Linked DNA regions of Homo sapiens: region 1 is linked to region 2. The links are chromatin contacts, found by Hi-C or POLR2A ChIA-PET in ENCODE. All regions are on one chromosome and are shown on one strand. Each heading gives the region's core, a stretch centred on a gene start or an enhancer-like site at or near the end of the contact. The rest is flanking DNA. Distances are from core to core; before and after follow the strand shown.

Region 1 (2,700 bases), core at 79-2,578, 41 kb before region 2:
CAGAGAGCATGAACCTGTGCCCTTTATCGGAGGAGGGCAGAGACGGCTCAGCCTGAGCCCATGGGAGTTCAGCCCAGTTCCCTGCTTCCTGGGTTTGTCCAGCCTACTCTGAAGAGGCCAGGCCACCTGCCTATTCCACCTGGCATGTCCTGCTTAGGTGAATCAAGCTGTACCAGGATGAGGAAGCCACAGAGTCACTTCCCAGAAGGGAATAATGCTGTGTGCTAGAGGATGATGGGGTGGGAGAGATGGGAACAGACTTGGACTTGCTGTTCCTAGGGTGCTGAGGCTGAGATTCCTGAGGTGGGGGAGGCCCTGCCCTTCACTGTGGCTGTTTTCCATCTGGGCATTGACTGTGTCTGCTAAATGGGACATGCCCAGCAATGTCCTTCTGCCGTGACACCTTTGGTGAATTTCCAGGCATATTAGAACTGAGCCAGTGGTAGCTTTGGCTCCTCAGCTCTTCTGCTGCAGTGGCTGGCTGTCCTCAGGACAGCTGGATTGGATTGGGCATTGTTCTAGCAGATCTGGGATGTTCCAGGAACCGCACTATAAATTCTGTTGAGTATTGGCTGAGTGTGCCAGGAAGGGCAGGGGGCCAAGGACTTGGATCCATTTGGCAAAGTTACTCTCAGCACCTCTTGAAGAAAGCACTAGAGAGAGAGGGGCTCAGAACCTTGCCTGGGCAGGGTCAGTGGGGAAGCAGTGGGTCAAGGGAAGATAACATGATGGCATGCTTCATGATTTACCATGTGTTTTCCCATATATTATTTCATCTAATCCTTGCAATAGCCCTATTGTCATTTCCATTTTAAAACTGAAGAAATGGGGACACAGAAAGATGAAATGACTTTGCCCAGCACACTTTGGAGTCAGATTTGAATCCCACCTGTCACTATCCACCTGTGGGATCTTGAGCAAGTTAGGTTACCTTTCTGAGCCTTGATTCCTGCCTGTACAAAGGGGATAATGCTGCTCACATGGAGGTTTGTTTAGGCAGCACAGCACTTGCCTGGAGCAAGAGGCCAGGGACTGACTTTTTCCTTTTCCCCTGACCTCAAATCACACAGCCCAAGACAGTGGAGTTGGGCCTGGGATTGAACTTCTATTCCATTTTTAGTGTCTTCTCCCCCTTACTCTTTGGTATATGTGAGATAAAGCTGGCAGTTTTGGAAAAGGAATTCTTATTAAGAAATAAAGGGGAAACATGGAAATAGACATGAAGGTGTGAAGGGCAAAATGCTGACGCCATGTCTGTGTAATGTGGAGCTCAGGCTGGCGTGCCCGGGGCTCTCCCACCTCCACCCCTGCTCTTTTGTCTCCTCTCAGCATGTCTGGCTGGCCCAGACTTGCAATATGCCCACAGGCTGGTCCTCCAGGGTTCCAGGGGCCCTCCCAGAAGCTTCCCCCACCTGCTCTGGGTGTGGGCCCTATGAATGGGATCAACAATGAATGGTCTGAGCCTACCTTGAACTGGGAGTGTGGCCAACCAAAATCAGCCCTGCACAGGCTCGGTGTGTCCTTTGGTGGCCCTGGGGCCCCGAGTGAGTGGCTCCTCAGCACACCTCAGGACTCGAACCCCTTCCCACCATGGCCACAGGTAGTTTTTTGTTTGACAACAGAGGTGAATCTGGAAGGTCCACACTCAGGATGTATAGGCCATGTAAGCATGAGTGAGGTGCAACTTAAGCCTTGGTCATACCTGGTTTCCTTCTGTCAATCATTCTTCATGGGCTCCATTTTCATGACATCTGGTGGGATTGAACTTGACCAGCTCAAAAATTGGTATTGTCAATTATGGTCAACTTCCATTAAGCCAAACCTAGTATGGAGCTTGGAGCCCATTCATTCATTCATTTAACCAAGGAGTATCTATCACCCATTATACATGAATCAGGACATATAAGGTTGAACAAAACCCAGCCCTTGCCTTTGGGGAGCTCACAGATCAGTAGGGGTAACAGACAAGAAAATACAACCGTGTGATAACAGGGATGATAATACTTTCAGGAGGAGGGAGGGTGAAGTGATGTGACAGTGACTTGCAGAGTCTATGGAATTAGATGAGCTGACTCCTGCAAGCCAAGCAGGCCATCGTGACCCTTCCCTATGTAGTTGCTGCCATTGGGACTTACCCAGGTGTGATGGGAGATGGAAGGAGCTTGGGGCACACAGCAGTGCCACCTCATGTATGCCCTCATTCTTCCACCCTCTTTCTCGGGGTAGTTTGACTCATCTGAGCCTGGGTTTCCTCCACTTACATCTCAGGGAGGGGTTTGACCTTGCCTAGTGCTGGCCGGATGGATGGTCAGCTCCATATCTTGGCGCTGTGACTTCCTGGGACCCGCCTTTGCTTCCAGGAGTCCATGTTTCTTCTGGTCACTGATTTAGCCACTGCAGTCACCCCTGCCCCAACTCCTGGCAAGGGTTATGGATTTTATTCAGTACACAATGTACACAGTTTTGGTCTTAGGATATAGTGACCTATGGCTGTCTGCCCATAATTAGGTCCTTATTTCATGTTATTTGGTACTTTTTGCTGAATAGCCTGGGCAGGCCCTTTTACTATGGCTTTGGTCTCACCCCTTGGATGACCATTTTGGTGCTGTGCTCTCCATTCTGAACTTTTTTTTGAGAGGGGGTCTGGGTCTTGCTATGTTGCCCAGGCTGGTCTCAAACTCCTGGGCTCAGGAGTCCTCC
Region 2 (2,700 bases), core at 148-2,647:
CCTTTCCTCTTCCCATCGAGGGAGGGAGCTGGACAGAGGCCAAAGGGTGATGGGGAATCAAGAGCCAGAGAGGAAGAGGCCTGCCTTTTAAAACCCCAGGTGTTCTGGGGAATTCCCTCATGGTGACTTCCTTTCTGATTCCTAAGGCTGCTGTGGTTAGAAATGAAAATGAATTCAGCTCTGGTCCCATCCTTTGGAACCCCCTCTGCACACAGTGGGGGCTTAATAAATACTTGATGATGATGGTTCTGAACCTGGGAAGCCAGCAGCTGTTCCTAGTTCTGACTCTCAGAGCCCCATGGGGCAAATCAGGCAGGGAATGACCATGGGGGAATCTTCAGTCTTCCTGCCAGATCCCCCTGTGACTACACACCCAGCTGTTAGGGAAGGGGCTGGAGCCATGGTCCACTTCACACACCCTGCTTTGGAGAGGCCAGTTCTTCCTCAGCAGCTTCTCTTTTGTTTTCCCCAACTAACATTTGAACAATATTTATTGAACAACCACTTTGTACTGAATATCATAGTGGAAATGCATCCTGGGAGAAAGTATCTGATCTGTGGGGTCAGACTGACTAAGTTCAAATCCCAGCATCTTTAATTACAAGCGGGATGACATCTGACAAGTTACATATCTATGTTTGAGCGTTTGAGTGTTTTTTCCACTTTCCTTTCTCTCCTTCTTCTCCTTCTCCTTCTTCTTCTTCTTCTTCCAATTTTCATCTGTAAAAGGAGAGTGATGACATCATTTTTGTGGGGTTGATGTGAGGGTTGGAAATAACAGAGAGGACCCTGAACACGAGGCGTAGGCACTCAGTCAATGGTAGGTGAGTTTATCCACCGGGTGTTAGAAGGTGTGGATCCCCCCTGCTTCTGTGACCTTGACGTTGTTACTCAACACCTCTAAGCATCAGGCTTTGTAAATGAGACCATACTGCCCACCTCCTTGGGTGTTTGGAGACTGTATCCGGATAATATATGTGAAACAACCTATCGTAAACCCTGGTGGTTAATAAATGTTTGCCTTCCCCTCCGTCTGCCCCCTCATCAGGGTGCACACCTCCCCTCCTTCGGAGGCCCTCTGTCCCTCCTCCCCATCGCCCAGCGTGAGCGAACATCCCTTATCGCCGTGGGCTTAAGGGTTGTGGCCATACCTGTCAGAGGAAAGAGGACAGCGGCTCAGCTCCGGGGTGGGGGAGCAAAAACTACAGTTCCCAGTCCTCGCTGCGCCGCCACTGGGGCCGGAGCCCAGGACGCCAGGCCCCTCCTCTGGGGAGGAGCCTATGCGGGGGGCGGAGCTAGGAGGAGGTTGGAGAGTTAAGCCAAGCCAATGAGACCAGCTGCTAATAAGTGGGCTTGGCTTACAATGTAACAGTGGCAGGAGGAGGCGAGCGAAGCTATTGAGCCAGCGAGGAGTGAAGCTGAGCCTGGCCTCACACGCTCCTAGAGGACCACCTCCTGAGAGAGTTCTTTCACCCCCTCTTCTTTCTCCAAGCTCCCCTCCTGCTCTCCCTCCCTGCCCAATACAATGCATTCTTGAGTGGCAGCGTCTGGACTCCAGGCAGCCCCAGAGAACCGAAGCAAGCCAAAGAGAGGACTGGAGCCAAGATACTGGTGGGGGAGATTGGATGCCTGGCTTTCTTTGAGGACATCTTTGGAGCGAGGGTGGCTTTGGGGTGGGGGCTTGTGCTGCAGGGAATACAGCCAGGCCCCAAGATGGACACTTCTGGGCACTTCCATGACTCGGGGGTGGGGGACTTGGATGAAGACCCCAAGTGCCCCTGTCCATCCTCTGGGGATGAGCAGCAGCAGCAGCAGCAGCAGCAACAGCAGCAGCAGCCACCACCGCCAGCGCCACCAGCAGCCCCCCAGCAGCCCCTGGGACCCTCGCTGCAGCCTCAGCCTCCGCAGCTTCAGCAGCAGCAGCAGCAGCAGCAGCAGCAGCAGCAGCAGCAGCCACCGCATCCCCTGTCTCAGCTCGCCCAACTCCAGAGCCAGCCCGTCCACCCTGGCCTGCTGCACTCCTCTCCCACCGCTTTCAGGGCCCCCCCTTCGTCCAACTCCACCGCCATCCTCCACCCTTCCTCCAGGCAAGGCAGCCAGCTCAATCTCAATGACCACTTGCTTGGCCACTCTCCAAGTTCCACAGCTACAAGTGGGCCTGGCGGAGGCAGCCGGCACCGACAGGCCAGCCCCCTGGTGCACCGGCGGGACAGCAACCCCTTCACGGAGATCGCCATGAGCTCCTGCAAGTATAGCGGTGGGGTCATGAAGCCCCTCAGCCGCCTCAGCGCCTCCCGGAGGAACCTCATCGAGGCCGAGACTGAGGGCCAACCCCTCCAGCTTTTCAGCCCTAGCAACCCCCCGGAGATCGTCATCTCCTCCCGGGAGGACAACCATGCCCACCAGACCCTGCTCCATCACCCTAATGCCACCCACAACCACCAGCATGCCGGCACCACCGCCAGCAGCACCACCTTCCCCAAAGCCAACAAGCGGAAAAACCAAAACATTGGCTATAAGCTGGGACACAGGAGGGCCCTGTTTGAAAAGAGAAAGCGACTGAGTGACTATGCTCTGATTTTTGGGATGTTTGGAATTGTTGTTATGGTGATAGAGACCGAGCTCTCTTGGGGTTTGTACTCAAAGGTAGGGGCTGTGGTTTCTCTTTATACCTTGAACAAAAGGAATATGTAGGTAGCA

The links. Hi-C counts contacts between places; a loop is a spot of excess contacts on that map. ChIA-PET counts read pairs that join two places held with the same protein, here RNA polymerase II (POLR2A).
Region 1: a map of endothelial cell of hepatic sinusoid shows a loop between it and region 2 (10-fold over the local background). The contact joins the enhancer-like site here to the promoter of KCNN3 in region 2. A Hi-C loop is called at or near these places in 2 of 168 maps with a recorded cell type or tissue (breast epithelium and endothelial cell of hepatic sinusoid). POLR2A ChIA-PET finds 5 or more read pairs at or near these places in 8 of 52 experiments (A673, HEK293, HEK293T and 4 more).

The regions. Positions count from the first base shown.
Region 1 is chr1:154,909,695-154,912,394 of GRCh38, reverse strand. It overlaps LOC105371449 (a long non-coding RNA gene), which reads left to right. Exons shown (of 2, transcript XR_001738239.2): 2 at 1-1,218. Among named protein-coding and RNA genes, the nearest start is that of PMVK, 26 kb to the left of the region's middle. RefSeq lists an enhancer at 900-1,400. Within about 2 kb of position 1,328, at least 3 of the 41 ENCODE cell types and tissues checked have a DNase peak (open chromatin) inside an H3K27ac peak, as active enhancers do; they include breast epithelium, where a contact is called at or near this core.
Region 2 is chr1:154,868,978-154,871,677 of GRCh38, reverse strand. KCNN3 (potassium calcium-activated channel subfamily N member 3) reads left to right here and starts at 1,397. Exons shown (of 8, transcript NM_002249.6): 1 at 1,397-2,646. The coding sequence starts at 1,714. RefSeq lists enhancers at 1,528-1,617, 690-1,646.